Regions from separate parts of the Homo sapiens genome. Here regions 2, 3 and 4 are each linked to region 1. A link is a contact called in ENCODE Hi-C or POLR2A ChIA-PET data. All regions are on one chromosome and are shown on one strand. The core of a region is the stretch at or near the end of the contact, and the rest is flanking DNA. Distances in the headings are between cores, read along the strand shown. Region 1 holds the start of SEC31A (SEC31 homolog A, COPII component). Region 2 holds the start of SCARB2 (scavenger receptor class B member 2). Region 3 holds the start of PPM1K (protein phosphatase, Mg2+/Mn2+ dependent 1K). Region 4 holds the start of CNOT6L (CCR4-NOT transcription complex subunit 6 like).

Region 1 (6,008 bases), core at 2,111-4,610:
TCACGCCTGTAATCCCAGCACTTTGGGAGGTCGAGGCGGGCGGATCACGAGGTCAGGAGATCGAGACCACGGTGAAACCCCGTCTCTACTAAAAATACAAAAAATTAGCCGGGCGCAGTGGCGGGCGCCTGTAGTCCCAGCTACTCGGGAGGCTGAGGCAGGAGAATGGCGTGAACCCGGGAGGCAGAGCTTGCAGTAAGCTGAGATCATGCGACTGCACTCCAGCCTGGGTGACAGAGCAAGACTCTGTCTCAAAACAAACAAACAAACAAACAAACAACAACAAAAAAAACATCTATTAGCCAGGCGCAGTGGCTCATGCCTGTAATCCCAGCACTTTGGGAGGCCGAGGTGGGCAGATCACTTGAGGCCGGAAGTTCGGGACCAGCCTGGCCAACATGGCGAAACCCCGTCTCCACTAAAAAATACAAAAACTAGCCGGGCGTGGTGGTGTGTACCTGTAATCCCAGCTACTCAGGAGGCCGAGGCAGAAGAATCGCTTGAACCCGGGAGGCAGAGGTTGCAGTAAGCCTGGGAGACAGAGCGAGACTCCGTCTCAAAAAAAAAAAAAAAAAAAAAAACACACAAAAAACATATATATATATACACACAGACACGGCCAGGCGCAGTGGCTCACACCTGTAATCCCAGCACTTTGGAAGGCCGAGGCGGGCGGATCACGAGGTCAAGACATCCAGATCATCCTGGCCAACCTGGTGAAACCCTGTCTCTACTAAAAATACAAAAATTAGCTGCGCGTGATGGCGCGGCCAGTAGTCCCCGCTACTCGGGAGACTGAGGGAGGAGAATCGCTTGAACCCAGGTGACGGAGTTTGCAGTGAGCCGAGATCGCGCCAATGTACTCCAGCCTGGGTGACAGAGCGAGGCTCTGCCTCAGAAAAAAATAAAAAAAAAAAAAAATTTCTTGAGGAAAATTTATATTCTAGACTAGAACTCTTTATTTTTCATGCAACTTTCTCTCAATAATTGCATTCAATTAGGTGGAAACTTTTTTATTTCTGCTCATTTTCAAAGTGTAAATTTTGTGAAGCAATACTAAAACCCACCAGCACTGTTCTTTGAAAAATACCAACCTTGCAATGCTATATACAGAGCTGATCCATAACTCAGAAAGCAAGTAAAAAGTTAAAGAGGTAATAGAATTGGAACTTGGATTCCCAAACCAGGTATACAATCCCTAGTTGGCACTGCTTTCAGTAAAAATCCATTTTCTGCAGGCAAAATATCTCAATATGGATAGAAACAATTGTTTAGAGGATTTATTTAGTATTTTCAATGTTCTAGGTTCATTTCACTCAACCCAAACCAAATCAAAGGAGAAAGCAACTGTGCACTGGTTACTGAACTAATTGGTGTCATACTAATCTTCAGTATAATAAAACTTTTTGAGCTGAAATTAACCTAATGACATTCCTAACAACAATGTAATCAATGTAAATCAATCTAGTAATATCCCCTTACAGGAGTTTTTAACTTGTAAACTTCATAATATTATGTATATAGAAAATCCTACATGTCACTTGAAAGCAGGAGCTTGAGTCCAGCCTGGGGAACGCAGTGAGACCCCCATCTCTATAAAAAATAAGATTAGTTGGGCGTGCGCCACGTGCATATTCCTAGCTACTTCTGAGGCTGAGGCGGGAGGATCTCTTGAGCCCAAAAGTTCAAGGTTATAGTGAGCTATGACTGCACCACTGCACTCCAATCTGGGCAACAAAGAGGGACCCTGTCTCAAAAAAAAAAAAAAAGTAAAAGAAAAAAAAAGAAAATCCTACATGTGTGTATATGTGCATTCTTCCAATGCTTTCATTAGATTCCCGTAAGACAGTGAAATCCCCCCAAAATTTTGAATCATTGCTCTTCACAGTTTACAAATTTATTTCTATTCCCATGTTATTGGTTTCAATAAAGAATTTGCTTATATAAAATTAAGCAATATCATTATAAATCCACCTCAAATTTCAAATTTCACAAATAACCGCGGACGTATTTAAGATAAAATCACTACAAAACTACAAAAACACTACGAGTTATCCAAAAGTTCTTAAGAGTCTACAAACCTCTCCCTGAGCTGTTAATTAAGGGATAGTGAGAAACAAGGAGCACAGAAGAACCACTAAAAAAGGAGAGTAGGCTGGGCGTGGTGGCTTATGCCTGTAACCCCAGCACTTCGGGAGGCCAACTCGGGCGGATCACTTGAGGTCAGGAGTGCCAGACCAGCCTGACCAACAGCGTGAAACCCCGTCTCTACTAAAAATACAAAAATTAGACAGGTGTGGTGGTGGGCGCCTGTAATCCCAGCTACTCAGGAGGCTGAGACGGAGGTTGCAGTGAGCTGAGATCGCGCCACTGCACTCCAGCCTGGGTGACAGAGCGAGACTCCGTCTCAAAAAAAAAAAAAAAAAAAAAAAAGGAGAGTAAGCTTTTGCCAACTCTTGAATAAACGGAGGTACAGAAAACGCAGGACGCTGTAACAAGAACACACCCTTATCGATTAAATACAGTTATAACTGCCCACAAAGACAACCAAATTTCAGTTTTCTATAGTTAGAAAAAATAAGTTAGGAGAAAGGATTTGTCACAGACTATCAGATCACTGCAACTTCAAATAGCCCTACGTAAAATTAATTCCTTAAGCGCAAGAAAAAATTTATAATGCCCACAAGTCCAGGCAATATTTTGGTTTATTTTACAACAGCCCCGTAATTTAACAACTTATTAGCAAAAACATGTAACACTTAATGAGACTGCCCTCAAAGTACAGGCTGCGCCTGGCTACCACCGTCCTTAAAATAATCCTAGTTAAATGACAGTAGACGTCAGTTCAAACCTATGAACCTTTAAATCTGGCAATAGTTCAAGTACAAAAAAAAATCCTAACCAAAGCCAAAGTAATCCTGAGATTTTTTTTCCTCTCCTCACCCTCGGGGACCGCACCTCTTTGTGCACAAGGGTCTGAAAGTCTCCTAATCTCAAACTCCAGTTACCAGCCCGGCTACTACTCCCCGGCAAGACACTGTCGCCAGCCTCGGGTGGCTTTTGCTCAGCAGTGGAGACGTCGGCGAATGCGGACGGGCGCGATCACTGGAGTCCAGATGCCAGGCGTTGTTCCGCCGGGCCCGAAACCAAGACTAGGGGCGCGCCGTCACCAGAGACCGGGCCTCAGGCTGGTGCGGGGCAGCGGAGACCCAGGCTGCGGTCCCAGTTTTGGCCTGGGCTCTACCTCAAAGCTTAAGGACCGGCGAAGAGGACAAAAAGCAACGGGCGGACGCACCTGGCGAGGACCTTCGGCAGCCGGATCCTGCGTTAGTGCAGCGCTCGTCGGACTCTCCCAGCATTCGCCGCCGCCCCTCCTCCCCGGCCAGGGCCACCTCCACGTTCCGTTCCAACGTGGCAGCCGCAGCCGCAGCCACGCCCTGCGCCCAACACTTCCGGGAGCGACATCTTTCCCCGCCCACCCGACGCACAGCCCGCCACGGCACTTCCGGGACCGGCGGTAGCCTGGGAGGCGGGGTACGGCTCCGCTGGTTGGTGGCGCTCTGCGGTCATCGCGCCCCGGCGATCGTAGAAACCCTTTTCTGAGGGGCGGCGCGCAGAATGTGGATGGGGTAGCCAGGACTAGTGGGTAAAGGACTAGTGCAGAGGGTGTCCCCGTCTGGCCGAATAACCGCCGTGGCCCGCAGGAACGCCACGTAGCACTAGTCCTGTGAGGCGTCGGCAGCCCCTGGCGACACTGCCCGCGCCAAACCAGGTGGAAAATCGGGCTGCAAGGGCTTTATTGTAATTTGTGACTGAGTTCTTAAAATTACCCACTTGATTGCACATTCTGGCGTTTTGAGAACTTATACAAAGTGAAACAATCTGGGCATTCCCAAAGGCTATTGTGGACAAAGAGGTATAGATGGGGTGTTATATTAATTCCAATTAGTACCGTTTCATACTTGTTACTATCCCATGGTATTGAGACCCGGTAGCACTCACCTTCTGCCACTGTTTCTCCACAACCTCAAATCTAATTAGATGCGTTGCCTAAGTGTACTTTTAGTTTAGGGAGGAATTATTTTACAGCAAGGTGAAGCCAAAGGAAAATCACTTGCTAAATTACCAGAAATTGGATTCAACCCAGATCTCCTAACTTCTAGACAAGTTCTTTTCTCATTACATCTAGCATTCAAAGCCAACTCTTGCACTTTGGGTAGCTAAAGCAGAAGGATCCTGCCCCTTGAACAGCAGCAGTGTTAACATTCCCACAGTCAGCTACATCTTCTGTAACATTCCATCTGAAGCTTGCAGCTTCATAAGACAGCTTAACATCAATTCACGCCAACTTCTGAAATAATGAACCCAACTTTTACTGGTAGTAATATATTCTCTTTCAGTCTTCTAATTACCATTTTCTTTCAACGCAGTAACTAAGGTTATCACTTTGGCCTGAATGCTAGTCAAACTGATTGGGATTTGTTTTTGATTAGTCTTCAATTCAAACAAGTAAATGCTCCATTTCAACCGCAAGCAGCTTTCTGTTCCTAGTGCAATTAAAACTGAAAGACGTTGAAGCAACTTTACCTTTTTACATTTATCAGACTTTTTCAATAGGCTTGTATTACAGCTTCATGCAGGTCTGGGTCTCAACCTATCTTTGCTTTGCTGTCACCACTTTCAAATCTAATCACATCCAATTTCACTTCCAGCATTATCACTTTTCTTTGCTGCTCTGTCCTTTGTTGACCAATTACCTCTTTTAATTATCCATTTTTATAAATGGTCACAAGTTTAATCTCTGGGGTCAAGGAGGCAACAGTACTATGCACTTTGTGCTCTGCTATCTGTGCATGAACTAAACAGATGATCAGTAACAAATCAACAAACTTTGAAAGCAAAGTAATGTAACTGGCGACTGATCATGATGCACATCTTTTTTTTGGGGGGGGGGGCACAATGATTTGTGGACTAAAGAGCTAGCAGCAAAATTTATGCAAGTTTTCTCAGTACTGTGGTAATGGAATTATTAACCACATTGTTGGACTGGTTTTATTTAACTGTGGTCACTGGTATTTATGCATATTGGAACTGTGCAAAGACTGCCTGTATCTAAAAAAAGAAAAACTCTTTAGTTCACAAAACTAAATCCAATTTAGTTAACTACTATCCAAGCCTAATCCTGAATCAAATAAAAACTGAATTGCTCACTAGAAGAATGTTTGGAGAGAATTTAATGACAAATTTTTCAAATTAGGATTTGCATAGCACAAAGATATTCTAGGTTTTTTTAGAGACAGGTTTTTGCTGTGTTGCCCAGGCTGGAGTGTGGTGGCAATGATCACAGCGCGCTGCAGCTTCAACATCCAGGGCGCAAGTGATCCTCCCACCTCAGCCTCCCAAGTAGCTAGGACTACAGGCACACAACACCATGCCTGGTTAATTATTTTATTTTCTGTAGACACAGGGACTCATTTTGTTGCCCATACTGGTCTGGAACTCCTGGCCTCCAGGGATCCTTCTGCTTTAGCCACCCAAAGTGCAAGGATTATAGGCATGAGCCTCCATGCCCATTTGACATTCTTTTGGGAATTCAGATCCCTTCCCCTCATTTCAACAGTCTTGATGTCTGCAAAGAGTGAAGTTGTAGACAAAACAATCATCACAAGATACATGAATGTTTATGTAACTTTTTCCATAGCAGCCAGTACTATGCTTACACCTCAGTAAAACAGTAGCATCCATTTCATTGTTTTAGTTTGTTTCTGAATGCATTTATTTCACAAATTTGTTTAAGGGCTATAAACAAAATTTGTATCAACTTGTTTGTATATATTTACAAAACAGAAAATTAAGTCAGCATTAAGTCAACATGAGTAGTCACAGAATTTTTCCCCTTTATAAATGGTACATATTCAAGGAGACTTCAAAAAGTTTGTGGAAAAATGGTTAAAAGATAAAAAATATAAACTATATTTTTGAACATTAGCTCTATAGCATTCAAGACA
Region 2 (6,008 bases), core at 1,607-4,106, 6.7 Mb before region 1:
AGTAGATTATATTATAACTACATTAGAATCAAGTTATGAATGAATTCTCCCATAGTAATACTAGTGGCAATAAAGATGACTGCCACATATTGATTACCTATTCTGTGCCTGATACTATGCTAAGTGCTTTATACTTGGTCCTACAATAATACACATGCAGAGACAAATCCAGGTTTTGTGGGTCCTGAAGCTTATACAATTTGAAGGGTCCTTCTTAAGAAAAAAGAAAATTTGGGATATAGAATGAGGTACAGGGCTTCGCAAGGGTCTGTGCAAGTGAGAGACCCAAAGCTTAACTTTGCGAGTTTCATGGTAAATGCATCACTGTGCCCAAGTTAGCTAACAGCTCATATCCCCAGTTTTACAAGCAATGAAATTGAGGACCAAGTAAGTTATTTGACGTAAGTCATAAAGCTTATACTGGCAAGGATAGGATTTGAACATATGGAATCTGACTCCAAATCTCACGTATTTTCTTTGTGTGGCTTCTAATAAAAATAAAGTTGCTATCACCTATTAAGCACTAACTATATCCCAGAAAGATCACACCTTAAGGTTATAAGAATTATTTGACAAAGCAGATGTGATCGTTAGTCCTTATTATCCCTATTTACAGATGGGGAAAACATGAATCAAGTAAGATTAAACAGCCCACGGTCACCGAGCTGGGACATAGTGGAAGCTAGGTTTCATGCCCAGGAGTGTAACATCCTCAATCTTTCCCACTGTCCCATGCTACCTACCACCCTACAGGTAATCCAGGAAAAAGCAGAATAGCGATGTGTGACTTACCTCTAATGACAACAGTATTTCCACACCTGCCCACTGAAACTAGCCCTGTCCTTTAGTTTCATACAATACACCGTGCAGTCCTCCTTAGCTGGGATTGAGCAGCTCTGAAAGTCCACTTCCCTGTACTATTACTTATCAGAACAGAGTCCATTCCTCATGGAGAAAAACACTTGGAAATATCAACACAAACTCAGGCCCCAGCCAAGTTGCCTTACAGCCACCCCCTCACCCAGAGAAATGGAGACACACAGAGAATCTAAGGGCTGGCTATATGGGAACCACGGGGAAGATCACTCATCCTATAGGGCTCCTTGAAACAGCCTTTCAAGGCCATATAAGAAAACTCACATATTTACTATAATTGGATTGCTTTACTCTAGTCACCCAAAGCAAGAGTTTACATCCTCAAACACAGCTCACCATGGATTTGGACATGGACAGGAGTGGAGAAAGGATTCAGTTTCTTTTTTCCTTGAACATGATTGCTCAAAGGAAACTGACCCTCGAGACGCTCAGACAGTGGGCCTTGTCTTCCCTTGGCAATGTGAACTTTAAAAATTACATTATGCTTTGCCATGGTGCTTTTTGAAAAACTGCCTTTAACTGCCAGATTTCAGGTACTCACTTAATTACTTTTGGAAACTCAGTTAAAGGAAGATATCCATTGCCACCTGGAATAAAATAGCTTTACTGACTGGAGAGTGCAGTGATTCAAAGTAGACTAGGCCTGGGCTTTTTTATCTGGCCGCAGCAAGTGCAGACCAGTGGGAGAAATGAAGCGTGCAGTTATGGATGCTAACAAGAAAGGCTGCTGCTCCAGTGATTATTTTTCTTTTTTAAGGAAAAAATGATCCCAGTAATTCTCTTTTGTTCCTCTTTTGACACAGCTTGGTGGATGTGGGGGAAAGGGCAGATGAAATGACCAGTGAAATCAAAAGATGAAGTCTTCTTAAAGGACTGGCTCTCCAGCCCAATCATCTAGAGGAAGAGACAAGTTCAGATTCTTGTAGGGTATCTAAATGCATCTGTGCCTGAAAATTATGGCCGTTTGAGAAAAACAAGAATTCATGGTGAGACAAAGCAACACAGACTGTTGGTACAAGATACAAAGCCACTAAGTCAGCGTTCAGCAAAGACTGATGGATGAATTGTCACCCAGCCTAAAGGACTGGCCCAGCTACCAACTGCCCCTGCCCAGCCCAAGAGGGCAAGAACACAATAGACCGCACACCCACGTCTCATCCCCAGGCGCACACCACTTCAAAGGCTACAGCAAGCAGACAACATAACCTGCCTCTTCTGCGGTGTCTTTCATTCAGTTCTGTTTCTTCATGAAGTGGGAAGGAAACAAGTTTGGGCCCACCTGAGATTGGGGTGTAGACGGAAGGAGTGGGGAGAGATGCAAACGACAGAACACAACCGAAGGCCTTTTTAAAAGTCAGGATCCATAGCCTTACTTATCACTGTAAAGGGAACAGAGTCGGCTCCATCCTTCCTCATCCTTCTTTAACCCTCGCCTACCAAGCCCTGGAAGACAGGGACGCAAGAAGAGCTCTAGCGCGGAGGGTCTGCCTGAGTGCTGGTCTTTCCCATACAAGATGTAGCAGCAGGGATGGGAGGGTGAGCTGGACGACTCCACAACACACACACAGCCCGCCCCGCCTCACCTTCTCGATACTCTGGTCTACAGCCTTCTGGAAGACCCGGGCCACCAGCAGCGTGACGCTGGTCACCAGCAGGAGCAGGGACAACGTCCCCGCCGTGTAGAAGCAGCATCGGCCCATTCTGTGCGCCGCTCACGGGCCGGGCCGGGCCGCACCCGCCAGGGATCCAACTGCAAGGAGGGAGGAGCCGCCGCAGAGGCGTCGAAGACCCGGGACCCTTCGGCGCCACGCCCACGCCCTCCCGGCGCACGGTTCGTGCGCGCAGCTCTGGGCTCCGCGGCCTGGCGAGCGCGGCCCCGGGTGCACCGGGCGGATGGGGCCGCGGAGGGACGGGCCCGGACTCGGTTTCGGTTTCCTTCGCCGGGCAGCCGTGGCGCCCGCCTAGCGCAGCTCGGGAGAGTGCAGGGAGCGCGCAGGGACGTGACGTTCGCGGGCCGGGCTCGCCGCAACCCCGCGAGGCAACCGCCGGCGACTGCGCGGGGAGGCGGGCGGGGGCGGAGGCCGCAGTCATGTGCCCTGCGGCGGCGGCAGTGATTCGGCCCGCGCCCTCCCCGGCCGGTCCCCGGTGGCCCTGAGTGGCTGCGGCGCCTGAGCCAGGCCCGGCCTGGCCGCTCCCAGCGCCCTGCACCGCAGGCCCAGCGCTCGCCCCACCGAAATTGCCGAACCTGGTTCACACACTCATTTACTCATTCCGCAGATAGGTCTGAGGGCCTCCCATGGGCCACGCGCTGGGGATTCAAGGTGGCTGGGACATTCCCCTGCTCTAGAGGCGCTCGCAAGTTAGCGGGGACACCGTTACCGCAATTACAACACAATGTAGCAAGTGCTTCTACCAGGTGCCTGCTGAGATCATGCCAGCAAGCATGTTCTGCCTGGATGACCTAGGGCCCCACATTGAACTGGGGCCTGGGGGATGCATAAGTTTGTCACGTAAGGGGCATGTGCAAGAATGGAAGATGTGCAAAAAAGGGAGGAGGAGGCATTTCACGGAGAAGGAAACGGTGAGCAAAGGCATTGGGGGTGAAAGAGCAAAACCTGTAGGAAGCAAGAAGGAAGTTCCTTTTGACTGTAGGCTCAGGTGTTCAGGGGGTGGAGTCGGAGGTGTTGAGGCCCCAAGAGGTCAGACTTTGAAGGGCTCTTGGTATCCTGTTAAAGATGTGGAAGTTGGGAAGGAGCTTAAAGCAGGCATCGCTGGTGTTCTTGCCTGCTTTGCTCACTGTGGTGTCCCAGACACCCAGGACCAAGACCTGCACACAGCCAGGACTCAAGAAGTGTTCGTTAAATGAGTGTTTCTTCTACGCCAGCCCTTTACTAGTTTCTTTGCACAGTTCTACTCATTTAATACCCTTGGCAGTCCTATGAATAGGAGGTTGTGTTTGTCCCAGTCCTCCAGAAACAGTCCCAGATGGGGGTACTATGCAAGAGAGTTTTGAGGGAAAACAGGGAGCTGGACCTGGGATGCAGGTGTGATCCTTGTGAAGGAAAGAGGCAAGCAAGGAAGGAAGGTTGGGTGGAAGGAAGCATTTGATATATATACAGTCCATGTATAAAAAGTTCAGCAAGGCCATTGGGGTGGGGAATCCTTTAGCCAAATGGGCTTGTCCCAGAAGTCTGGCATCTCCCAGAAAGAGGCCCGCCTTAGTATCCCTGCTGTGCTCAGTCATGAGCTGGGAGCAGCCTTAGGAAGCTGGCCTTTGCAGCAACCTAGGGATAAATATCAGGGTATGGATTTCAGCAGAGCTCAGCAGTTGAGGCGGAGCCATTGGTCAGTTATGCTATCTACACTGCAAGATCCAAGAAGTACATTTTCTTGGCAACTATAGTGTATTATCCTCATTTTACACTCAAGAACACTGGGGCTCTGAGTTAAGTAACCTAACAAGCTCAACTGGTTGCTGAGTGGTGGATCCTGCTTGAACCAGGATGTAGGGCTGGCTGTTGGCTTCCAAAACCCTCACTTTTTCTACTCTGCGCATTGCTGCATCCCGATCTGTCACTAATGAGAATCTGAGGACAGCAAATCAGTTAGGAGGCTTTGTTGAGGACTTGGTGAGATAGCATGATGGTTTAAAAATGGTGGCAAATTATTTGTTACTCCTTTCGTTGAGAGGTGGGGTCTATACTTTCTCGCTTTGAATTTGGGCAGGTTTTAGCAATTTGTTAAACCAATAGAATACAGTGGAAATGACCATATCCTGGAACTTCTGAAGCTAGATCATAAATGCCTTGCAACTTCTGCTGGGGCCTTTGCAAATTCTTGCTCTTGGAGCCTCAAGTCACCCCTAAGTTCAGCTACCCGGAGACTGCTGCAGAGAACATGGGAAAGACTGTGGGGAGAAGCCCTGAGTCTGTAGGAAGAGAAATGTCCCACCAGTCCCCAGCTGTCCCTAGCCTTTTGAGTCACAGGCCCTAGACATTACAGAGCAGAGGTGAGTGGTCCCTGCTGAGCCCTGCTCAAAATGCAAAATAAAGGATTGTTGTTGTTTAAGCCACTGAGTGTTGGTGTGGTAGGTTACTCAGTAGATAACTGGAGCAGATGGTAAGGGCAGAACTGAGGCTGGGACATTTTGTAGCTACCAAAGCTCTTCAAGCAGCAGCCCCAGAGGACCAGTCCTGTGTTCAAATAGAACCTGGTGGGGTCCTGAATGATTCAACTGTCCCCAGCCTGATGGGTGGGTGGTCTCCAGTCCTCAGGTGTCCACAATCGGCAGCCTTTCTCTTCCCCTAATCCTGCCTCTTCTCTGCTGTTAAGTTTCAGTTAGCTACATTAACTCTGCTCTGTGCCCCAGTTTGCTTAAGGAGCAATGCTAGCCCACTAACCCTCACATGTCCCCTACCTAGGCATTGGTTGAAGTCCTCCTGTCATCTATATGTCCTCTCCTTCCCTAACTAGAAAAAAAAATTTGGTAACTTGCCTGCCTAGGTACTTTGGCACTCAGAAGTTCATGCTCACACTGAACTTCCACCCCCTACTCTCTGACTGCTACAATCAGATTTTCTGTTTGCGGGCTCCATTCTGGAGGGCAAACTCCATAGGTACCCACTCCTCCCATCCCTGGACCACCAATCCCAGGGTACTCTTCCTTTTCATTGTTCATTGAGGTCCCTTCTTCTCTCTTGTCTGGGCCACCAGGACAGTAACAGACTGTGGGGATGGAGAGATGGAGACAAATTTGATAAATGTATCTTAGTGTGGGAGAGTTTCTAAACAAGGGTTTACAGCTCAAGTTGCCCTCAGTTTACCTGCTCTCTGAGGATCTCACTCTGTTTCCACTATGTCAGGCGGTTAGTAAGCCACTTCCCCTTTAAAACTCTGGACAAGCCGAATGAAAATCTCTTTCTTGGTTCTTCTTAACACAGCTGACCAGGCTAGCATTTTTAAATGTGTTAACATAAGACAGAACAAAAAGGACCTAATTACAGAAAATATAAACAGCTTTTAAGAAAATAATGTATGTTCCCAAAATAGCAGTCTGTGATCCCACAGTAATCTCTGTCTTATCACCGAGGCTGGCATAACTTTTTAGCAGCTGGCCTGGCTGTCTTTCTGTT
Region 3 (6,008 bases), core at 1,714-4,213, 5.4 Mb after region 1:
TATTGGCAGAGATGAAATGTGACCCAGATATATAGCTAGTTTATAAAAAACAAACAAACAGGTCGGCATCGCTTAGGTAAACGAGATGTTACGAACTGGCTCCATGTCCTTTTCCATCTGCAATGTAACTAAATCATATCAATCCCCTCCATATTCCCTAAGAAACAATTCAAAGGCAGCTGGAGTTCCCAAAGTAAATAACAACTTTGAATTAAACCTGCACATTAAGAAAAGTTTCCTCCTCCAGAACTCCACAATTGGGATCTGCCATCATAGACCCCACAGCTCTGCCGATGCCCATGGGAATGACTATGCTTTGACCAGCAAGGCAAGGGGAGTAGAACTTGTGATGTGAAAAACAAAAACCTTAAGGAAAAAAAAAAAGCAATCAGTGTTCTCTAAACAAAAAGAGTGGAGAACAAACTAGCAAACACCTAAGGATTGTCTTTTGTCAGTTCAGCAATTAAAAATTGGGATGAGTTCATTATTCCACAAACTAAGAGAGAGAAGGAATCTTTTTAAGTAAGCAGGGGAGATTTAGGTCAATTTTTTGATCGGAAAACATGGCTAGTTTATTTTTATAAACCATTTTAACATTATATTCAATCTTTGGAAGTCAAGTCATCCAAAAGGAAAGCACTTTCTCTGGCAGGAAGGTGCACTGGATTTGAGTTAAACTGTTCTTGTATGTTAAAAGCAGGTCAAAAGGGCAGTTTAAGCACATGCCAAAATTATTCAGGAGTTCTAAAGTTCTGAAACCTGCTTAGATTTTATCCCTCTAGAAAAAATATTTTAAGAAAGCATTCCTATCTGCCCATTATGAAGTGGCATTTAGGTATCTACAACTTCCACAATGAGAACACAGCCCTTTTAAATATTCTTAAACCAAATATTTACCTATCGACCTTTTTAGAAAATCAATTAAGGCATCCCAGTAAATTCAAATAGTATGGAAATTTCCAGAATGTATTTCAGCTAATTGGGACCCCAATACCTTCTTTCTCAATACCCTGCTAGGAGGAAGGGAAAGAAAATTTACTGCTTTACCTGAGGGGAAAAAAGAAAACAACAATAAAAACTCCAAAGGACTCCCCTTAGGTTTAATGTGAATATGTCTATGTTCAGATGTGTGACTGGAGAAAAGTGTGAAATGTGAGCAGTGAAAAGTACTCAGTATTCTATTCCCATAGATATCTTTTAAGACACGTTAGTAAATATGCATACAAGCCACAGACTATATCCCAAACCTGTAACTTTATAATGCCTTTAAGAACTTTCCTTCACAGTCTATTATGTCACCAGCCACTCTCCTCTCTTCTTTCCTCGTCTCTAAGGATTGCAGTCAAGGAATTTGCCTGGGTGATCAGTAGTAATGACTAAGGTTGCAAGAAAAAATTATTAGCGAGAACTCACTACTCAAATATTGTAACTAAGGTATTTTATCAGACACACACACACGCACGTGCTGCTCTTCTTCCTGCCACAGCTGCCTAACCAGAACACCACAAACCATGGCTGTTTTTCTTTTTCTTTCTGAGACAGGGTCTTGCTCTGTCGCCCAGGCTGGAGTGCAGTGGTGCGATCTCGGCTCACTGCAGCCTCGACCACTCAGGATCAAGAGATCCTCCCACCTCAGCCTCCGGGGCTGGGACCACAGGCACATGCCACCACGCCCGGGTAATTTTTGTATGTTTTGTAGAGCCGAGGTTTCGATGTGTTGCCCAGGCTGGTCTCGAACTCCTGGGCTCAAGCCCGCTTTGGCCTTCCAAAGTGCTGTGATCACAGGCGTGAGCCATTGCTACCGGTCTCATTGCTCTTTTTCATCGTCATTGTAATCTGTCACTTTAGTCGCTCATTCTGAAACCGAAGGACAGCCTCATTCCTCCGCCCTGACGGAAAGAACCGATGAGGCCTTGCTGCACGTTAGCAGTGGGAGGCTCAGAAAAGCCCGTGGAGCTTTTGAGACTGCAAATTCCCTGGCTATTTCCACCTGGAGCCTCTTTGTCACATCCGGTGAATTCCCTCATCTACAGAAAGCGGCTGCTGAAAAAGACATCACCAGCTACAACGCCTTGAGTACTACAGCGCTCCCTGCGCAAAGTAAAACCCAAGTCTTCGGATCAAAACCAGCCGGGGCTGTGCATCCTTCACGATGCCGGACCTCCTGAAAAGCTCACCTGGGTACAGCTCAGGATCCTGGCCTCGGCTCGCTGGCCCTGACAGGCGGGTGGTCAGGGTGACACACGGTGGGAAGAACACACGCCCGCCTGCCTGCGAAGCCTCGCAAATAGCTGGGCTCCCTCGGCACCTTCTGCCGCCAGGTCTCCGCCTCCCAACCTCCCTCTGGGCGTACCGAGCCCGTTGTCGCCACGTTTCCCTCGCCCGGGAGGCAACGCGGCACCCACCCCGCAGCATCCTCGCTTCCGGGGCCTCGGGCAAGGGTCTCCAGTCCCAGCCCACCCACCCTGCCCGCCTCGCGCCGCGCTGGCCCTCCAGCCTGCGGCCACATTCAAGGCCGAGCGCAGTCTGGGCTGGAAACCCGCCGCCCGGGGCGCAGGCAGCCCAGCTGGGCCCCGCCTCACCCCGACGAGCTGCTCACGACCTCCAAAGGGAAGAAAGCGACGCTCTGAGAACTCCGAGAGGCCGCCGGCCAAGCGCCGACTCGGGGGGCGGGGGAACGGAAACCGACGTCTCCCCTTCGACCTCCCGGGAAACCCTTCTCCGTTTACTCTCCATTCCGCGACCGCCAATAAAGAACAGCATACATGGTTAGCAGAAATAAATGAATTGCACTCTCTAGGCTCTTACCTCTGGATGGCTACGTCCCTGAAAAATGTTTTAATTAGCTAACGGAGGACGGGGGAGGAGCTTTCTTGGTCGGTAAATAAGAGTGCCTTCTCCGTCGTCTCGGATCTCCGAAGCAAGCAGTCAAAGCGGCCACTGCCTTGCCTGCTGGAAATTCTCGAAAATTTTTCTCCCGCAGTTGACCAGATGGAGAGGGAGAAGTCTGTTCCCGCTGACTGACAGCAGATCCGGCCAGTCCGCACTCGGCGAGACGGCTGGCCGGCCGCCCGGGCCCTCGATCGCAGCCAGTCACAGATGCCGATGGGAACGAGCCTCCCCGCGGCTGCTATTTGACTTCGCAGGCTTCCAGCTGCGCGGCGGAGCGACGTCACCCTGTGCCAGTGGTGGCTCGCGGCGGCGCCCCGCCCTCCCGAGGTTAGCTCCCCAGCCAAAGAGGGGGCGCGCTTGCGCGGTGGGTGGGGCCGCGAGACTTGGTACCTAGCCAGCGGGCGGAGCGCGGAGGGGGTTTCGCTTCGGGCTAAGGGACTGTAGTTGTGACAGCCAGGAAACCGAGAACGGAATGCCAATACTGCTTAGGCTTAGAGTTTGAAAGGCATCTGATTTCACTGCCATGTCTTTGAACAGCAGTGCACAGTGCAGTCTTCTTCGTGGCTGAACAGGTATCTTGTGATCTTTAGGGAATGTCTATTAATTCATTAAACAAGTATTTCTGTGTTTATTGAAGGACGTCTTGTATGCTATACATTTGCTAGGCACTGGGGATACGCCCCTAACACAGCTAGACACGATAGCTGCCCTCATAGAATTTTCAGTCTAACAAAGAAGAGGGAGAAAACCAACAAGTAAGCAAGCACATAGAATAGTAATTAATCATGTCAAGGAAAGAAATAGGCATGGTGTGGACACTGGAGGATAACTTCAGATAAGATTGTTATATGAGAACTTTATAAGATGGCATTTAAACCATCAGTCATTCAGCCATGGAACCAATAAAATGATGAATTGTTTTGGGCAGAGGGGACAGCAGACAAAGGTCTCTCGGTGAGACAGCCCGGCGTTTTGGAAGAACAGAAAGAAAGCCAAAGTGTCTCCAGCATATTGAGGGAGGGAAAGAACAGCATGATGTGAGAGAGATGAGGCAGACAGGGGCTTGGAGTTGGCATTACATTTTAAATTTAATGGGCTTCTATTGAGGCATTCGAAAAAAAGAAGTGAAAGGGTCTGGGTTTAGACTTTACATCACTTTGGTTAGTGTGCAAAGAACAGTTAAAATAAGCTATTGGGAAACTGATTAGGAGATGATGACAGATGAAATTTAAGGTGGAAGATGACTTTGATTAAACTATGACAATATCACTGAAGGGAGAGAAGAGCAGAGAGATTAGAGATTTTAAAGATAAATAATTAACTTGATTTGGCATTTTAGTTATTCTAGGCCAGGGACAACTGTTTTGAATCCAGTGCATTTAATAACCAGGTTAGAGAGTGACTCTCATATTGACGGCTCACAAATTATAGTAATAACCTTGAGTAATATTATGTTGAGTTGATGTCTTTTCATAGACTTCCTGGATTTTTTTTTCTTTTGTCTTTCTTTCTTTTTTTTTTTTTTTTTTTTTTTTTTTTGAGACAGGGTTTTACTCCTGCCCAGGCTGGAGTGCAGTGGCGCTATCTGAGCTCACTGAAACCTCTGCTTCCCAGGCTCAAGTGATCCTCCCACTTCAGCCTCCCAAGTAGCTGTGACTACAGGCACGCTCAACCATACACAGCTAATGTTTATATTTTTTGTAGAGATGGGGCTTCCCCATGTTGCCCAGGCTGGTCTTGAACTCCTGAACTCAAGCAATCCACCCACCTCAGCCTCCCAAAGTGCTGGGATTACAGGCATGAGCCACTGTACCTGGCGTGGAATTTAAAAAAATAATAATTTTATTGAAACATGTGTCTTAAAAAGTGCACATATCCTAAGTGTAGACAGCTCAATGAATTTTCACAGTCTGCAGACACCTTTGTATCCAGCACCCAGATCAAGGAACAAAACATTATTAATACCTGGGAACCCCATCAACCTGCCTTCCAGGCACTGCCTTCTTCCAAGGGGAGTTTCTATGCTGACTTTCAACAGCATAGGTAGTTTTGCCTATCTTTATACTTGTTATATATAAAGCCATAAAGTATGTGTTCTTTTGTTTCTGGCTACTTGGACTCAACATTACACTTGTGAGATTCTTCCATATTGTTGTATGCAGTTGTAGATCATTCATTTTGTTTTCCATTCTGTGGATATACTGTAATTTATGAATTCATTCTTCTGATGGACATTAGGGCAGTTTGCCATTTAGAGCCATTATAGATAGTGCTACTATGAGCATTCTACTACATATCTGTTGGTGATGGCTTTCATTTGATGGAGTATTTTGGTAGCTAAGTTACTATTAAGTTTTTAAAAATCTGCTCATCAATAATGTAGTATCATGTGTTGCAATATCTCAATCATTTGGATCAAAATTTGGTGCAGATAATGAGGACTTTGCTTTCACAAATGTGAAAAATTTTGGTAACAAGAAAGATGTGGGAAATTTTAAGCTTGGAAGTGTAAAATATTTTGAATTGTCCTGGAGTTTTGACCTTTTTTATAACCACTTGCATGCCCAGCATCTGAGAACATCATGACTTTGCTAAATCCTTGTACCAAAACAGACTGGAATCCAGAGTCACATGATAAGCAAAGCCACTTAGGCTGTTCTGAAGAATATCTTTGATACTAAAACAGTCCTTGAAATTGCCTTTGAAAATCACACCATTTCACACTCTACCACAGCTCATTAAAATTAAAGCCAGCAGTTTACTTCTTTTGAATTATATGCTTCTGGGTTTTGAATCTCTGAAGCATAGCTAAATACACCACAAAAATAATTCATGGCCAGCACAGTGGTTCATGCCTGTAATCCCAGCACTTTGAGAGGCCAAGGCTGCCAATCACTTGAGCTGGGAGTTCAAGACTAGCCTGAGCAACATGTCAAAACCATGGTCTCTACAAAAAAATACAAAAATGAGCCAGGCATGGTGGCGCATACCTGTGATCCCAGCTACTCGGGAGGCTGAGGTGGGAGGATCACCTGAGCCCAGGAGGTCCAGGCTGCAGTGAACCATGATCTCACCACTGTACTCTAGCCTAGGTGACAGCACTTTGGGAGGCCGAG
Region 4 (6,008 bases), core at 1,145-3,644, 5.1 Mb before region 1:
ATTTTACCTTATATTCAGAGAAATATTCTAAGAAGTTTTATTTACCAAATCAGTCAACATGAGCTAGCATTTTTCGTAGCATTTAAACTTTGGGGATCTATCTAAATTTTGGTTCCTTGATCCTTTTTAATGTTTAACTGTATTGAAACATACATGTGCTATATAGAGGTTGAAAATTTTTTTCCAGGGCTACAAAACGAAAATCATAAAGAATAATGAAACTGAGAGATGGTCTATTTGAAAATATGAAAAAAAAATTAAGTATGACTATTTTTATAAATAACTAGGCTATTTTAATGACTATTTTTATTATTAGAAAAAAACTTCTTATATACATTAAAGTTTATATATATACCTTTTGTATACTGAAGGGCTCTGAAAGATTCCATTGTCTTTTTTACGTTATAGTTACTTAATATTGCTCTAAATAATTAATCATATTTGTGTTTGCAAAGGTTCTTCAATGCCCATAGTCAGGGCTGCAGGAGGCAGAACTAAAATTTAACTAAGCATCTACTACATGCCAAACATATGTTTTCTCATTCTATTCTCAAAACGACCTTACTATAAAGGTATTAGCTCTCTGTGACTGATAAAACTGTGGCTTATAGATATGTTACCTAAGGTCAAACAGCTAAGGAAAAATCACACAGCTGGGAGGCTAACTGAAGTCTGTAAAACAAGTCCTTTTCCCACTAACTACGTATGTTAAATTGTTTTTCCAGTAGTGGTAATAGAGAACAGCTCTTCGCCCCTCCTTCTCTTCCCTCCACTTCCCCGTGAACAGCATACACTATTTCTTTGTGAGACCAGGTGCAAAGAGCAATCTCTGGCCATGACACAGAGTACGGCCTACAAGGATCGAAACTGTATTATGCTTTTATCCACAGCACGGTTCTAGCTAAATGATCTAACTACATACAAATGTAATGAGGTTGGAGTAGAAAAGCACATTAGCAAATAATTATCCAAATGCCATTTGTATTTGGTTCTGAAATGTACTGTAGACCTATTGGCAGCAGGTTTATCTTTACAACTGGGTTTTGCTTAGGCTATTCTCAAAATAGCTTTCCAGCAGCACATACTGAGTAGACAACAGAGGTTGCTTGATCTAGTTTTTGGAGACTGAGGAAAACATGTTTGTTGAGCCTATCTTGATTGACAAGATAACTAGAGGCAATACGGTAAAATGTAACACTGTGCTTCCAATGTGTACAAACGGCTCAGCTAAACTCCCTGAACACAATCCACCTAAACAGTCTAAGCTCAATAGCCGACCGAGTTAAGCAGGATGACAGCTCCAGTAACTTCCTCTTCCTCACCCAGCTCCTCAGCTCGGCGGCGCGTACACGCCTCTCCCCCTAGGAGGCAGGATAAAACAATTTCAAATGCACAAAATCCATCCAATCCCACAGGCCAGGAAAGCCAGTTTCCCTTTCTTCCTCAGCCCTTCCAAGAAAATGTTTGTCTAATTAAAAAAAAAAAAATCTTACCAACGGCAAAGTATTTGCAACAAAAATCCAAAATATTTACTCAGTCCCTCCACACAGCCTTAGGGGAAGGATGAAAAGAAGGGAACACGACACCGCGTATTCCCAAGACTGACTGTTCTGATTCACTTTCCTCCCTCGGGTCCCACAGCCGGCCGGGCGAAGGCTTGCAGTTGGAACGCCAAAATAAGCCTTCGCCTCTCAGGAGACGCGGAGGCGGCCACGGCGACGGCAATCGGCGAGTCCCGCCTCCGACCCTCACCTGCCCAGGCCCGAGGCAGCGCCGTGGGCTCGCGCGGGCTCGCCGTCCCGGGAGGCGTCCGGGGAGGTGGGCGGGCGCCCAGGCAGTTAGGCCGCGCTGCAGGCCGGCGCGCTTCCTGCCGCGGCCGGGGAACGGCGGCCCCGGGATCAGCGGCGCGGCACCGACCAGCAGCTCTCCCAGCCCCGCTGCCGCGCGTGTGCCGCACTCACTCAGCCCTCCCCGGCCGGCCCCCTAGGAGCAGCTCTCACCTGCGAGGCTCGGGAGCCGCAGCCACAAAGCGGGAGGGACACGCCACTCTGGGGTCCCGGCCCCGGGCCACCCCCGACACACACACACACACACACACACACCCCGGAACCTTCGCCCGCCTCTGAAGAGACGCGGGTCAGCCCCGCCGCCCCCTCCAGTCACCCGACACACACCCACTCGCCGTGGGTCCTCGGGCCGCCTCCCCGCCCGCCAAAGTCCCAACTCGCACACCCACACGCACATTTGTCCCTCTCCCACCTCATTTCCCCGGGGACGCGCTCCTCTTCCCAACACTCTCGGTCCTACTCGGAGGCAAAAGAACACTCTACCTCATTCTCTTCCTCTGGCCCAGAAGCAACAGCAGCCATTTCCCCGCGGCAGGGGAAACACACACACAAACACGCGCGCGCGCGCGCACCAGGCCCCCACAGATGCTTCCCCTCCAGAGCCGCGGCCGCAGACGCAGACGCAAACACAAACACCCACGGCGGGCCTCGCTCCCGCCCGCCCCGAGGGGAAGCCGCGGCGGCACACAGGGCCCGTAACCGGGGCTCGCGGGCGGGCGCGCAGGGAACCCGGGCCCGGGGTCTCGGGGGGCCCGCGCCCCCTCCTCACCTGCATTCAGCGCGCCGGGGTCCGGGCGGCGGCGGCGGCGGCGGCGACGGGGCGGCTGGTGCTGGTGCTGCGGCGGCGGGGGAGGCGGCGGCGGCGGTGGCGGCGGGGCTGAGGGCAGCAAAGACATGCAGGCAGCCCGCCGGAGGGGAGAGGCACCGGCCGGAGGGGATGCGGGGCGGGCGGGCCGGGCCGGGCCGCCTGACGAACGGCAGAGGCGGCGGCGCGGAAGGCGGCTGAAGGGAGCGAGGAGACAGACCGGGGGTCGGGAAGGGGGACGAGGGCCGCGCCGCCGGGCTTCGAGGACAGTGACCCCAGGCGCGCAAGAGAGGCCCCGCGGCCGCGGCCGCCGGCGCGAAGGCCCCAGCCGAAGGAAGCTGCGCCCCCGCAGGGCCGGAGCCGCGGCTACTGCTCCGAGAGCCACGCAGAGCCTGGCCTTGGCCTTGGCCTCCTGGTGCTGGGGCTGCCGCCGCTGCGGGGGTTGCCGCTGCGCCGGGTGCTGCTGGGGCCGAGGTTGAACAGAGACGCCAGCTTTCGGTGCCTTCGCTCCCGCTCACACACGTTCACACCCCCGAGGGCCGGGGGAGAGGCGTCCGGGCGATATCGGTATTGAGATTAATAACAAGGTGCAGAGAGTGCGAGAACGAGGAGGGTTGATTGACGTGGAGGGGCTGGCGGGAGTCAGTCACTCCCCGGCGCGGAGGGTTGGGGTGAGGGGAAGGAGGCGGGGCGGTGACGGGGCGGAGCTCCTACGCAGCGCCTTGGCCCCGCCCCCCGTGCGCCGCGTTTTGTCGCGGTGAGCGCGCGGAGGCCCGGGCTTCTTAATGGTTTTCTGTTTTGCTCTGGCTGTTTTCTCACTCTTTTTTCCTGGCCTGAGCGAGGAGCGGGGCTGAGAAGAGTGGTAGAGTTTCAGAAACCCACATCCACAGAGCCTTGGCGAAGAGACGGGAAACCGCCTCACCCCGGGTTCTTGTGTGGGCGCTGTTTACTGCACCCTCCTCGCCCGAGGCGACCTGACAGCGAAGCAGAGCGTAGGTCTAGGTGGCTGAGACGCCAGGGGAGGTGAAGTGACCGAAGGAAATGTTTCCTGACATATTCGGTGGATTTTTTTTAAAAACATATAGCATCTGTAAGTTGTATCGTCAAAGGTAAATAAAAGAACCTGTGACGCTCAGCGATAACCCGGTCCTATTTTCTAATTCTCCCTTCTCGTTGTAGACTTTAGTTTGTTGTTTGTAGCTTATCCATGCCATCTACAGAATGAAAACATCCAAATGCAAACTAGAAATAGTAGTGTTTACTTGGTGAACCTGGCTGTGATACTTTAAGTTTCTGGGGTTTGTTTTTGTTTTTGTGGGCCAGCTTCAGCTTTTTTGGGCCAGCAGTCCAAAAAGCAAATTACACCGGCTGTGGAGGCAGAGTACTGCTGTTGCAGTTTTGCACAATTTTAATCTCTTTCTCAATGCATGCCCGGGCTCGTGTATTTACCAGTGTTGGTCAAGGGTATATTAGCAATGTTCAGTATTTTTTCCCCCACAGGAGTGTTTAGCACACTAAGCACGTTGCGTTGGTTGCAATTCATCTTAGGCCTTATTACTGAATGTAAAATGCCTTCATCTCTTGGGGGAAAAGGTGCGGTGAAAATGCAAATCATCATTTAGCTAAAACTGAACAGCTGTTACAAGAGTCCATAATTGCAGAACTATTGCACCACTTTCATCTTGGCACCAGGATGGGTGAATGAGTGAGTAAAAAAGCCCCTCAGTTCACAAGACGACAGACTATTTTCTTTTCTACCTATGTTAATTTTCCATTTCCCTCCCTAGCAACACCAGCCCCACACCATCTTCTGTGAAACATGTCAAAATGGCCTTAAGCCTGGAAGAAGTCTCACTCTTTCCCAACTATCTAAGAGTCTAGGCTGACATAAAATGAATAATTATCTTTGGCTTTGTAAGCAGCAAAGCCAAGCAAGTCACTTCAGGAGTCCAAATAGTGGACCTGCCTCAATGGCATCTTGCCACAGTATTTCTCCGTAGCACACAAACACTCTCCCAGGGAGAAATACCACCAATTATAGAAGGAAAGAGGAAAATAAATACCTGAAAAAATGTAAATCAGATAATGTGATAGCCTCACAGATTTAAGCATCTTTAAATAACAATAAATTTATATGAATTTTCTGTGAGTATTCAATGAATTTTCATTCATATACAATAAACACATATGGAGGGCATATTATGTTCCAGATGCTATGTTTAGCATTGGAGACACACAGCCAAGCATATATAGTCCCTTTTCTTAAGTAACTCACTATCATTGTAGGGGAAGCTGACACATAAACAGGAAATTCTCACAGAACAAACCAGAAATGAAAGTATGAGAGGTGACACAAAATTAATAGTCACAACAATGTCTAGGAGGATGGGCTGACAGCACTGGCATTTACACGTGAGCCATTTGACATCTGCCCACTCTCACAGGCTGCCTAGCAGTAGTGACAGGTGGGGAAAAATGACAGGGCCATTGTGGATGTTAAAGAAGCACTAATAAATGGTGGACTTTGGTGGTCCTGAAGGTCAACTTTATATATGGGATGTTCTTTGTTGGCCTCTAAATTTTAAGTAGTAAATGCATCACAATCCATGGTGGGGAGGGGTAATTGTAACTTTCAGAGTTAATAGTGGACAGTGGATGTTGTCATAGGATCATTTATTTTAATGCAGGTTAAGTTTAGAATTTACTCTCAAAGATGTCCTCTTTATACCATATCAAATTGATTGACTCACTAAAAACAAAAGGAAAGCAATACTTTTATATGTTAACTATATTATCCAAAAAATAGATTGCTGTTTTTCTCATTTGCAATTAGAATGACATTGGAGAAATAATAGTTTTCAGATAGTTGGCACTATACAAATGCCAAGAAATTGTCTTCAGTGAGATTAAAAAACAAACAGGCCAGGCGCAGTGGCTCAGGCCTGTAATCCCAGCACTTTGAGAGGCCCAGGCGGGTGGTGGATCACCTGAGGTCGGGAGTTTGAGACCAGCCTGACCAACATGGTGAAACCCCATCTCTGCTAAAAATACAAAATCAGTTGGGTGTGGTGGCACACGCCTGTAATCCTAGCTACTCAGGAGCCTGAGGCAGGAGAATCACTTGAACCTGGGAGGCAGAGTTTGCAGTGAGCCGAGATCTAGCCATTGCACTCCAGCCTGGGCAACAAGAGGGAAACTCTGTCTCAAAAAAAAAAAATAGTTCCTCATAAGATTCCGCTTCAAAAGACACCCCAGAAACGACAACAAATGAGTAGCACTTTAGCCATTGTTAAGAAGCAGTTTACGGGAGGCTGAGGCAGGAGAATTGCATGAACCCGGGAGGCAGAGCTTGCAGT

The links. Hi-C counts contacts between places; a loop is a spot of excess contacts on that map. ChIA-PET counts read pairs that join two places held with the same protein, here RNA polymerase II (POLR2A). Pooled maps may share reads with other maps.
Region 2: a loop to region 1 is called in a map of CD8-positive, alpha-beta T cell, with 5 times the contacts of the local background. The contact joins the promoter of SCARB2 here to the promoter of SEC31A in region 1. A Hi-C loop is called at or near these places in 2 of 168 maps with a recorded cell type or tissue (CD8-positive, alpha-beta T cell and naive thymus-derived CD4-positive, alpha-beta T cell) and 6 of 50 pooled maps.
Region 3: a pooled map shows a loop between it and region 1 (8-fold over the local background). The contact joins the promoter of PPM1K here to the promoter of SEC31A in region 1. A Hi-C loop is called at or near these places in 1 of 168 maps with a recorded cell type or tissue (naive thymus-derived CD4-positive, alpha-beta T cell), 2 of 37 single-sample maps with no recorded cell type and 11 of 50 pooled maps. POLR2A ChIA-PET finds 5 or more read pairs at or near these places in 2 of 52 experiments (CD4-positive, alpha-beta T cell and T-cell).
Region 4: a pooled map shows a loop between it and region 1 (22-fold over the local background). The contact joins the promoter of CNOT6L here to the promoter of SEC31A in region 1. A Hi-C loop is called at or near these places in 1 of 168 maps with a recorded cell type or tissue (naive thymus-derived CD4-positive, alpha-beta T cell) and 9 of 50 pooled maps. POLR2A ChIA-PET finds 5 or more read pairs at or near these places in 1 of 52 experiments (MCF 10A).

Annotation. Positions count from the first base shown.
Region 1 is chr4:82,887,793-82,893,800 of GRCh38, forward strand. SEC31A (SEC31 homolog A, COPII component) reads right to left here and starts at 3,361. Exons shown (of 27, transcript NM_001077207.4): 1 at 3,296-3,361. It overlaps THAP9-AS1 (THAP9 antisense RNA 1), which reads right to left. Exons shown (of 4, transcript NR_034077.1): 4 at 5,660-6,008.
Region 2 is chr4:76,210,968-76,216,975 of GRCh38, forward strand. It overlaps SCARB2 (scavenger receptor class B member 2), which reads right to left and starts at 2,857. Exons shown (of 12, transcript NM_005506.4): 1 at 2,460-2,857. The coding sequence starts at 2,576. It also overlaps a transcript of FAM47E not described here. RefSeq lists silencers at 2,258-2,662, 2,576-3,195.
Region 3 is chr4:88,281,598-88,287,605 of GRCh38, forward strand. PPM1K (protein phosphatase, Mg2+/Mn2+ dependent 1K) reads right to left here and starts at 2,964. Exons shown (of 7, transcript NM_152542.5): 1 at 2,809-2,964. It overlaps PPM1K-DT (PPM1K divergent transcript), which reads left to right and starts at 3,333. Exons shown (of 5, transcript NR_134238.1): 1 at 3,333-3,464. RefSeq lists enhancers at 2,747-2,806, 2,847-2,936, 2,849-3,372 and a silencer at 3,107-3,326.
Region 4 is chr4:77,816,974-77,822,981 of GRCh38, forward strand. CNOT6L (CCR4-NOT transcription complex subunit 6 like) reads right to left here and starts at 2,395. Exons shown (of 12, transcript NM_144571.3): 1 at 2,331-2,395. The coding sequence starts at 2,335. RefSeq lists silencers at 1,692-2,091, 2,172-2,241, 2,732-2,831, 2,872-3,031, 3,292-3,441 and an enhancer at 4,885-4,934.